Regions from separate parts of the Homo sapiens genome. Here region 2 is linked to region 1. Evidence: chromatin contacts called from ENCODE Hi-C or POLR2A ChIA-PET data. All regions are on one chromosome and are shown on one strand. Each heading gives the region's core, a stretch centred on a gene start or an enhancer-like site at or near the end of the contact. The rest is flanking DNA. Distances are from core to core; before and after follow the strand shown.

Evidence for each region. Hi-C counts contacts between places; a loop is a spot of excess contacts on that map. ChIA-PET counts read pairs that join two places held with the same protein, here RNA polymerase II (POLR2A). Pooled maps may share reads with other maps.
Region 2: a loop to region 1 is called in a map of endothelial cell of umbilical vein, with 5 times the contacts of the local background. The contact joins the enhancer-like site here to the promoter of LINC01792 in region 1. A Hi-C loop is called at or near these places in 17 of 168 maps with a recorded cell type or tissue (CD4-positive, alpha-beta T cell, Caco-2, HepG2 and 11 more), 1 of 37 single-sample maps with no recorded cell type and 11 of 50 pooled maps. POLR2A ChIA-PET finds 5 or more read pairs at or near these places in 12 of 52 experiments (A549, Caco-2, GM12878 and 8 more).

What each region holds. Positions count from the first base shown.
Region 1 is chr2:200,732,659-200,738,113 of GRCh38, reverse strand. LINC01792 (long intergenic non-protein coding RNA 1792) reads left to right here and starts at 2,937. Exons shown (of 3, transcript NR_037886.1): 1 at 2,937-3,077. It also overlaps the pseudogene AOX3P-AOX2P and the pseudogene AOX3P.
Region 2 is chr2:200,785,126-200,790,683 of GRCh38, reverse strand. All of the region lies in intron 3 of BZW1-AS1 (BZW1 antisense RNA 1), which reads left to right. It also overlaps the pseudogene AOX3P-AOX2P and the pseudogene AOX2P. Among named protein-coding and RNA genes, the nearest start is that of BZW1, 24 kb to the left of the region's middle. RefSeq lists an enhancer at 2,859-3,375. Within about 2 kb of position 3,668, at least 10 of the 41 ENCODE cell types and tissues checked have a DNase peak (open chromatin) inside an H3K27ac peak, as active enhancers do; they include IMR-90, PC-3, PC-9 and 2 more, where a contact is called at or near this core.

The DNA.
Region 1 (5,455 bases), core at 1,688-4,187:
CATATTGGTCAGGCTGATCTCGAACTCCTGACCTCAGGTGATCCTCCCACCTCGGCCTCCCAAAGTGCTGGGATTACAGGCGTGAGCCACCTGCGCAGCCTAATTTTGTATTTTTAATAGAGACGGTGTTTCACCATGTTGGCTAGGCTGGTCTCGAACTCCTGACCTCAAGTGATCTTCCTGCCTTGGCCTCCCAAAGTGCTGAGATTACAGGCGTGAGCCACTGCGCCCAGCCTGGATCTCTGCAGATTTTTAAAAGGCTTCAAGGTGTTTTTACACAGCCAGAGTGAGATCTCCTGGGCTGGTCCACATTCTTCTTTTGACAGACACAAGGAAATAGAGGCTAGAGAGAAGGAATGACAGCAAAAACTTGCAGGTGGCAGACCTTACCAGAATTTTCCATGACCTCCTCCTGACTGATTGTGGTGAAGCTATGCAAAGTTGCTTTGTGATTAAGGGGGATAAATCGAATGGCATTACAATAAGGCAAAGGTCATTCAATTCCCCAGGTTGTTGTCTAAAATCTGTAATGCTTGGATTTCAGGTTTTGCACCCGATACTCAAAATCTTCAACAATCAGTTTTGTGAGGGGCACTGGTCAATTGGCCCATGTAAGGAGCTGCCCCAGCCATTTATGTTGAGCGTTACTGGGTATGAGGAAGTTGGGGGCTCCTGGGAAGGGTCCAGGGAAGTAATGGGAGAGCATCTAGCGATCGAAGTAATGCTATTTGCTAACTGGCAAGGAAATAATTCAAAATTTCAACCAACTTTGGAGCCATAAGTTGTGAGTATTGGCAGGATATTAGCATGAGCTTCAGGGTTTTTCTTCAGTAAGGATGAAAGGGTTCAAATCAGTCTTAAAAAGTGAAGTAGTCACCCAAACCCCCAGGAGATGAGTTAGGCAGCCTTTTAAAATTAATCCTTCACACCCGGGGTTTGCAGAATGAAACACTAACGTAGAGTGACTTGACATTACTAGCTGGGCTGGTTCTAATTGCAGTTAGTCTGTTTTTATCAGGTTGGGCTTTGATTTATCTCTTGTTGACTAATCTTTGAGAATATTTCACCCTCCTACATAGCTGTATTTTATCAATATTAAGAATGTACTTGGCATGACACCTCCCCCACCTTGCCAGCATACTCATGCAACACCCCGCTGCCTCAGTAATCTCAGCTAATTTAGTTGATAAGGGAACCATGAGCTGCTCCTTGTTATCCTTATGCTAAACAAATCTAAACTATCCCTCCCCGCTGGAATGTCTCAGCCTGGAGTTCTCACCCTGTTTCTGTTTTAGCGTCTCCTAAAATGTACTCTGTAACAGGGGATCTAATTTCATCCCAGACCCATCAGTGATGGTCTGTTGCTTCCTTATCACAGGTTTCAGTGGAGCCTGTTTTTTAACTTCTGGAAGGTCCTGGCCTGCCTTATCGTTGCAGGAGTACTAGGAAAATCAAGCTTTTTTTTTTTTTTTTTTTTTTTTCAGTCATACAATTCCTTCTCCCTAAGGAGAAGACCCAGAGCCTTATTAGTGGAGGAGAAACCAGAAACAAAAAAACATAATTATTATTAAGGTCAGAAGCATCACATAGACCAGCATCACCACCTCTTATTTGACACAGAGGGAAAAGGGCAGTTCAACCCCAGTGGGGATTGAAGTATCCCTGTCTGCTCTATTGCCTGAATCCTCATAAGAGTTCAAACACAGTTTGAAGCCAAATAACTCCATTTCCATTGCACACATCACCATGTCACCTCATGCTAGGCACGACACACCTTCTGCCAGGCTATACTGAGAACATTCTACTTAATGTGGTTCTATTCATATTTTATTCCATCTCTGGTCACAAAATCTAGGTTTCTTCCAATGCAAGTGAAAAGAACTTCAACTTTGATTCTCAGAAAGGGCATTTCAGTGGAACTCTATGCTTTTCAGAGTTCATGGGTCTATGAGGTAAACATGCAATGACTTTCTGGAGCACTCACTATACTAAAGATTTTGAGAAAACAAATGTATACTGAGCCAAACATGTAGGTCATATGATTGAGCATGCAAACCTTAAACAAATGTTTAAGTCAAAATTACAGCTGTGCAAAAATGTATTTCCTGGGTGTGCTGGTGGGGAACACATCTGGCTCCAGTACATCCCACCCCTGCCAGTGTCCTTCACTCATCTGGGACTTAGGAAAAGTTCGAGAATCGTGGAAACTTTCCTGCAAGCCACTAGAGGGTACTCATGCTTTAATTTTAAGAGCCCTAAAGGAAGGCGCATTGTTTGTTTTAGCTCTGCTTTGCAGAGACCAAACTGAGCAGTTAACTCACATAGCTAATTGGACAGGCTGTGGGGTGGACCTGAGGGGTAGAATGGCAGTAACAAAAAGAGTGTTGGCCAGGCGCAGTGGCTCACGCCTGTAATCCCAGCACTTTGGGAGGCTGAGGCGGGTGGATCACGAGGTCAAGAGATCGAGACCATCCTGGCCAACATGGTGAAACCCTGTCTCTACTAAAAATACAAAAATTAGCTGGGCGTGGTGGCGCACACCTGTAGTCCCAGCTACTCGGGAGGCTGACGCAGGAGAATTGCTTGAATCTGGGAGGTGGAGGTTGCAGTGAGCTGAGATTGCACCACTGCACTCCAGCCTGGCGACAGAGCGAGAGTCTGTCTCAAAAAATAATAATAATAATAAAAAATAAACAGAAAGTTTAATGAGGAACAATATATTTACATAGTTTCAAAGTATCTCCCCACAGAATATTTATTAACTACAGAAGGAGAAAAACCACCTCACTGTGGAGAGTCCTGGTAGACACCATCTTAACCAAGTGGGACATGTTGAAGTCATGTGTCACCTGGCAGGATGCCATGAGGGGAACACAGAGTCACTTTTGTAATATTCTGACAAAGACTCATAACATCGATCTAACCACGACAAAACAATAGACAAACTCAAAATGGGAGACATTGGACAAGATAACTGGCCAAACTCTTCCGAAGTGTCAAAGTCATGATGTCAAAGAGAGAGGGGAGACCTGATTCCTGCTCCAGGACACCTCAGAGACAGGACAACTAAATGAAAAGTGAGATTCTGTATTGAATATTTTTGCTATAAAATACTTGATTGGGACAACTGGCGAATCTTGAATGGAGTCTGATAATTAGATAGTAGTTGTGAACTGCTGTTAATTTCTGGATTCTGATGGGTATATTGTATAGTGTGTAGGACTAAACTCTTAAGTGTTCAGGGGTTTGGGGCATTAGGTCAGCAATTTACTCTCAAATGATTCAGGGTAAAAAAAATTCTTTGTACTGTACATGCAAATTTTCTGTAAACTTGTCATTGTTTCAAAAGCTAAAAATGAGTTAAAATTTTTGTGATCAATTCTGGTAAAGAGAAGATTAAGAACTGGCTAAATAATGTTCTTCAGGTATGACAAGTGTTGTTATAAGGAAGGTCTTTTTCATCTGCTGAGAAACTTAATAGATTCATGTTAGACATACGTATTTAATTCAATTTCACTTATTTCCTAAACAAGCCTTACATGAGTCTATTTATAGAAAGCATTCATATTAAATACAAATACAATAGTCAAATCATTAAAATAAGTGTAAAAGATGAGAGTCAAGAAATGAGATGAAATGAATAATAAGAGAGTAGGAATTTATATATGATAAAAACTGGCCAGGTGCGGTGGCTCATGCCTGTAATCCTAACATTTTGGGAGGCCGAGGTGGGTGGATTGCCTGAGCTCAGAAGTTCGAGACCAGCCTGGGCAACACGGTGAAACCCCGCCTCTACTAAAATACAAAATAAATTAAATGGGGGTGGCGGCAGGCGCCTGTAGTCCCAGCTACTCGGGAGGCTGAGGCAGGAGAATTGTTTGAACCTGGGAGCCAGAGGTTGCAGTGAGCCAAGATCGCACCACTGCACTCCAGCCTGGGCGACAGAGCTAGACTCTGTCTCTGCAAACAACAAGAACAACAACAACAACAACAAAAGCCAAAACTAAATGAAGCATAAAATTTAACTTTGAGTTTCCTGGTTGCCAAGGCAAAGATATAAAAAGTTACCAAGTGCTTATTTTGCAATAAGCCCTGGCTGGGTCCTAAGTCTAGCCACTGAGCCTCTGCTGCATCTGAGTCTCTTTCTCCCTCACTGTCCTTCCCTCACCATCTGCCATAGCCTCTCAAGCTCACAGTTCTTTGTCTCTGTTGCTGGTGGCCTGGCTTTTTCTTCCAGCTGCTTGTCTCTGGTGGCATTCTATACTTGTGTGCCAGGATAGCTTTCCATTTTTGCCTAGTGCTGTGAGGAAATTGCCCTTTTCTTAGTAAAAATAAAGTTCAGAACCTCAGAGTTGGCACTGGGTGGTCCATACGGCCTTGGCTTTCACCCAAGACTCACTTCCTTTGGGATCTATGTCTGATCCTACCATTGACACATTGGTCTAACGGGGCACTGTTTCCCTCTCTTTTTCTTATACTGGACGGAGGACTCTTGGGTTGATTCTCTGTAGACCGACTGATCAGAGTAAGAATGTTCATATAAGAATTGGATAAATGACAGGAGGAAACAAAAGGACAAGAAAAAGAGACAATTTCATTGATCTTTACAACTCAGCTTACTTCTCTTCAATTGTTGAACCAATAAATGGGTTCTTCCTGGTTCCTGGTCTACCTTCTCATGATGGTTACTATTATTTATACCCACTGGCCAGGGGTGCCTGTGACTTCCATGGTTGACCTGTGAGACCAACAGAATCTGAGCTCCCTCAGTTCTAGTTTCCTAAATTCACGTCCTTCCTCTGGGTTACTGAAACTAGGCATGGCCTCCCCATTCAAGAAGATCCAACCTACCTTCAGATGTGAGCTTTGTATTTATAGATGCCATCAGGATACTAGACCGCCCTCCCAATAAGCCTAGGCGATGTGCCCACATATGCTCAATATGGTAAAAGGATGGTTAGTTTCTTGTCACTTCCAGTGAGATCTCCCTGTTCCTTATTTGGACAAATTCTCATGTCTGATGGGGTACCTTGCTCAACTTCCCATGCTATTTGTATGGGGCTGTTTTGGTCATCCCTGGTTTGACTCACAGCTTTTATAACCAATCCCCCATTAGACAAGAGAAGAGGGTCACAAGAGGCAGGATATAAGGCAAGATTTCTGGAGAGCAAGAAATATTAGAAAGCCCAAAGTGCTGCATCCTATTAGACACTAAGACTGAAAGGCATAAGCACTAAATCCATGCTGGGAAGCACTAAAAGCTTTGCAAAAATCCCTCTATCTTGATCTGTTCTCACTATTCACAGGATCATTTAATATCAACCTATAAACCTGTGGCAGGTTTATGTGTACTAAGGCATTGCAGGAAGGAAATTATGGGACTCATCTCAAAATTGTCTGCCTTCCTGTTCTGATAATATAACATTTCTCTTTCTAATGAAAACCTTTCAATAAA
Region 2 (5,558 bases), core at 2,419-4,918, 52 kb before region 1:
CTCCCCTGCTACGTTTTTGTTTGAAGTGTTGGCTTTTAGTTACAAATGTGTTAAAAAGCAAAGCAAGCTTTTCCCCAATGATGGAAAGCTATGAAGGTTCCAAAAAGCTTTCTCCCCCCTCCTAATATGTATTTATTTCACAAAAATACAAAAAGAAGCCAAATAATTCACCCACCAGTCTACCATTCAGGACATTTTCCTAAATTCTATTCTTACTTTTTGCCCTCTGTATTGAAATGTAAACGAAGGGTTTGCCTTCCCAAAGGGCCTTCCCTATTCTCTTCTTAGCTGTCCCTGTGGGAGCTTCTTGGCTCTCTTCTTTAGAATGAGCCTGTTCTGCAAGGTCTGGGCTGGACACAGGGCAAAATTCCTCAGTTTAGCTGTGGCAGATTTGGGTCTACTATTCTGCTAAAGTTATGGAATTTTTAGTCTCTCTTTTTTTTTTTTTTTTTTTAAAGACAGGGTCCTGCTCTATCACCCAGGCTGGAGTGCAGTGGCACAATCAAGCTCACTGCAGCCTCAAATTCCTGGGCTCAGGCGATCCTCCAACCTTAGCCTCCTGAGTAGCTGGGACTATAGGCATGCGCTACCATGCCTGGCTAATTTTTTTGGGTTTTGGTAGAGACACAAATATACATTCAATAACAGTATCAGAGACTCTCTCTTTAGGAGTAAGAATGGCTACTCTGTGAAATGTCATCAAGCATTGCAGGGAAATAATTCAGTTCCTGCATCCTGGGACAAACGTATTCAATGTGGAACCAGTTTCACAGCCAATAAAACCTCTTCTAAGACAGCATGAGAGGCTAGAAGAATGTGGTTAAGAATGAGTACATGCCTGTCTGAGTGTGTGCGTGCATGTGTGTCTGTGTGCGTACATGCATGTCTGTGTGAGTACATGCATGCATGTATGTGTGTGTGTCTCATGGGAACAGGTCAATAGGTTGAGCATTCTGAGGAAGACACCATGGGAGACTCTACTCTCAGTCTGTCCTGAGCCATGCAGTCTGATCTATGTTCCATCTCAAGGAATCCAGGTGACTGAAGCATGTCCGTGCTGGTCTAAGGCCCTGCCAATTATCTGTCTCGCTGTGTTGCCCAGGCTGATCTTGAACTTCTGATCTCAAGTGATCCTCCTGCCTCAGCCTTCCAAAGTGCTGGGGTTACAGGCAAGAGCCTCTGTGCCTGGCCACTTCTAGCGAATCTTTAAACCTAAGGGTGGTCTTAGGGATCCCTGACTCAATCATCTTCACCATCATCATCATCAATATGTATTGACCATTTACTATGTGCAACAACTGCCAACTGCTTTAGTATTATCTTATTCAATTCTCACAACAATCCTGTAAAGTAACTAGAGTTATTCTCTCCACTACCCCACCTCTCCCTCATTTTATAGATAAGAAAACTGAGTGATCAGAGAACTTAAATAAAGCATCAAAGGTAGAGCTGGGGCTGGGTCCTGTGCCTCATGCCTGTAATCCCTGCACTTTGGGAGGCTGAGGTGGGCAGATCGCTTGAGCTCAGGAGTTTGACACCAGCCTGGGCAACATGGTGAAACCTTGTCTCTACAAAAAATACAAAAACTAGCTGGGTATGGTGGTGTGCACCTGTAGTCCCAGCTACTCGGGAGGCCGAGGTGGGAGGATCACTTTAACCTGGGAGGCGGTGGTTGCAGTGAGCCGAGATTGTGCCACTGCACTCCAGCCTGGGTGACAGAGCAAGACTCCATCTCAAAAAAAAAGTAGAGCTGGAATTGAAACCCAGATTCACTCTACTCAGGGCCTGTCTCAAGCACTAAGCTAAAATAGTTCATTGTAACTCTTCTCCTTGGCAGGATGAGATGGCTCTCTTTTCTCCTGTTTTATATTCTGCATCTCTTATTTCCTCCCTTAAACTGAGGAATGCCTCCAGCTTTTGCCTCTTCCCTTTTAGGTGTTCTCCCTATCTCTCCCTTTCCTCTGCTCCTACAAACCTAAGGAGGAAGAGATCACATAGGAGAGTTTTTAGATACAAAAATATACATTCAATAACAGTATCAGAGACTCTCCCTTCAGGAGTAAGAATGGCTACTCTGTGAAATGTCACCAAGCATTGCAGGGAAATGATTCAGTTCCTGCATCCTGGGACAAACATATTCAATGTGGAATCAGTTTCACAGCCAATAAAACCTCTTCCAAGACAGCATGAGAGGCTAGAAGAATGTGGTTAAGAATGAGTACATGCCTGTCTGAGTGTGCGTGTGCATGTGTGTCTGTGTGCGTACATGCGTGTCTGTGTGAGTACATGCATGCATGTATGTGTATGTGTCTCATGGGAACAGGTCAATAGGTTGAGCATTCTGAGGAAGACACCATGGGAGACTCTACTCTCAGTCTGTCCTGAGCCGTGCAGTCTGCTCTGTGTTCCATCTCAAGGAATCCAGGTGACCGAAGCATGTCCGTGCTGGTCTAAGGCCCTACCAATTATCTGTAGCTGAGATTATAGCTGAACAGGCTGGAGATTTCATGTTTTCACATGTTGTGGTAAATGAGCCCCAAGAAATAGAATACAGTCTTGTAGGGCTGGTAGATGTCTCCCCCAGCTCAGAGAAATCCAGGGCTGTGTATAGAGTATGGGGTTGAGCAGGCTTCATCTTGAACGGCTAGTGTTTGGGAGTGAACTGCCCGAGAGGAGTGGGTAAACCAGGCGTCTGGCAGCATGCAAAATGTTCACGTGCCTCTCCTCCTTCAGCAGGGAGGAAGGGCTCCAGATACTGAACTAAACAGGTGGCGCTTTTAATGCTGCCAGTTCTCACTGAGTCTGGGCATCTAGAAATGCAAAAGAAGCAGGGAGGGAAAATGAGACGTGGGGATGTGAGAGACGCAGTGCTGTAAAGGAGGGGAGTCCGTGGATGGAGACTGTATTAGGGTTTGCGGCGTAGGAAGAAGGTGAAGGCCGTTAGAAACTAGCCATTGGTCAGTCTCATAGAATAGCAGATTCTATGAAGGACAGGCATGGCCATTTGGAACTGAGGACTGATCTAAGAATGAAGGACTTTTCCCACTAGGGTACGATAAGATCATGCGTCAGCCTAACGCAGGACATGAGCCATTTGTTATGATTGCAAAGATTTCTTATGAGTCAGCGTGTTCCAGGCTGCCCCTTCAGAAGTGGGGTAAGCTGAAACCTGCTTATAAACCTGTTTCCAAGCTGAGGTGTCTGATTTTAACTTCCAGGAGATGGAAACTGAAGCTGTTAATTGGCTCTACATGGCCTCCCACTATGGCAGCCCACATAGACCACATTTGGTGATTACTCAATAAATAACGTTTTGCTGTTGGTGATATTAAGATAACATGTAAAAAATGTCTGCCTATTCCACATTCTCCAAGGCAGTATTTTTCTAATTTTTGAGGGTATGGAACCCTTCATGTCTCTGAATCCTAAATATATATTTTTTTTAAATGAAATCACTGTTTCTAAGGAGAAGTCCTCATATGAAAGTGTTAAATATGTATATCTTTAAAGGAAGTTTACTTTTTTCCCCTTGTGGAATTTAAGATGACTGTACAAAACACATTTTCCAGGAAATACATATTTTTCTTTCTCCCATCACCGAAAAGGAAATTACATAGAGATGATGTTTCTGGCCACGCCTAGTTGAGCCGGACTGACCTGCTGGGCTCAGAGTAGAAACCAGCAACACTGTCCTCACCAGAAATTAACCACCTGAGAAACAGCCATGCAAAAATGGCAGCCAGCATTAGGCTGTGATTAAGGTTAAACAAACCCAAACATGTTAAAAAAAAAAAAAAAACCTTTTGACATAGTAAATGCTCATTCATACAGTATGATTTTTTTGGTAACAAACATGCCTTAGGCTTCTTACCAATGCCTGCCTTTTTTGAAGCTAATTTACCCATGAAAATGAAGCTGCTAGTTAGAAGAGTTGTTGTTTATTCTGGCCTCAGCAGGTCAACTTGATTTAATGTGGAAACACTTTTCAAGCCTTTTGGGAGAGGCATATTTTGAAGAAGGTCATTAACAGTTTATGGGTTTTTGGTGATGACCTTAACACTAATATTTACAGAGTGACTCATATTTACACAGTATTTTTACATGCATTATTTTATTTAATTCCGAGGGAAAAGTACTGAGTGTTTTACCATCATTTCTATTTAAGAAATAGATCTAGTCGGGCTGTTATTTACCTTATGGCTATAAGGAGGTTATTAAAAGAGGAGGTCTTGAACTTTTCAATACTCATGCTCTAGTATACAGACACTCTGACTCCCTGACCTTCTTATTCATTAGAACAAATTGTGTTTTGACAAGGGCATTCAAAGGCCCAATGCAAAGACTGTTAATATATATGTTTCTTATTCTTTCTCTCTTTCTATATACACATTTGCATAGTACAGCATTGTGTACCAGTGTGAATCATTATATATTTCAATTAAAAACCATGTTGTAATTTGATCAAATGTATTAAAAATGTAAATTCTGGCTGGCACGGTGGTTCATGCCTGTAATCTCAGCACTTTGGGAAGCTGAGGCAGGTGGATCACGAAGTCAAGAGTTTGAGACATAACCAACATGGTGAAACCCTGTCTCTACTGAAAATACAAAGATTAGCCGGGCGTGGTGGCGTGCACCTGTAATCCCAGCTACTCAGGAGGCTGACGCAGGAGAATCGCTTGAATCCTGGAGGCGGAGGCTGCAGTGAGCCAAAACTGCACCACTGCACTCCAGCCTGGGAAACAGAGACTCTGTCTCAAAAAAAAAAAGAGTAAATTCTGATATGGGGTCAGATTTGTTCTAAGATGCTTTAGAAATTGGTCTGTGTGAGCAGCCAGGCTATAAGAACTTCAGGAGGCCTGCTGTGGCTTCTAAGGGGATGAATTAATTATAGTCACTAAAGATCTAAAGAAGTAGACCTGAAGTGTGATAAAGCATATGATAAAGACTAGGAAAGTTGCTGATTGGAAGAAGGACTATCCAGGTTTCACTCGCTGATGTGAAAATAAATGGTGTGGCCACAAATTCTATTTTATCTCTCAGCCATGGAGAACAACAATTGTAAGATTTTTCTACCAGAGAGGCAAATCAGACACTTTTCTACCAGAGGGGCAAATCAGACACAAAAGGGCCACTTTTGAGGGCTGCTTAGTCCCAAGTGGCTTTGATTCTTCTGAAGCTGCAGGGCCTTTGCATGAGCTGTTCTTGGCCTGGACTGTATCATTGCCAGCTTTATACTTGGTCCCTTGCTTCATTCAGGCTTTGGCTCAAATGTGAACACTCTCAGAGGGAACTTCCCCAAGAAACTATAATCAAATAATCTCTCCATCACATTCTAGCTCCCTTCTCTTCAATTTTCCTTCACAGTATTCAATACTGCTTGCAATTATATTGTGCGTTTGTTTACTTGCTTACTGTCTGGCTTCCCCCACAGAATGTAAGCTCTATGCCGGCAGAGATTGCCTTGCTCACCACTATTTTTTTAGTTCCCCAGCAGTGCCTGGCACATGGAAGGTACTCAATAAATATGTTAGATAAATGAACAATTGCATGACGAG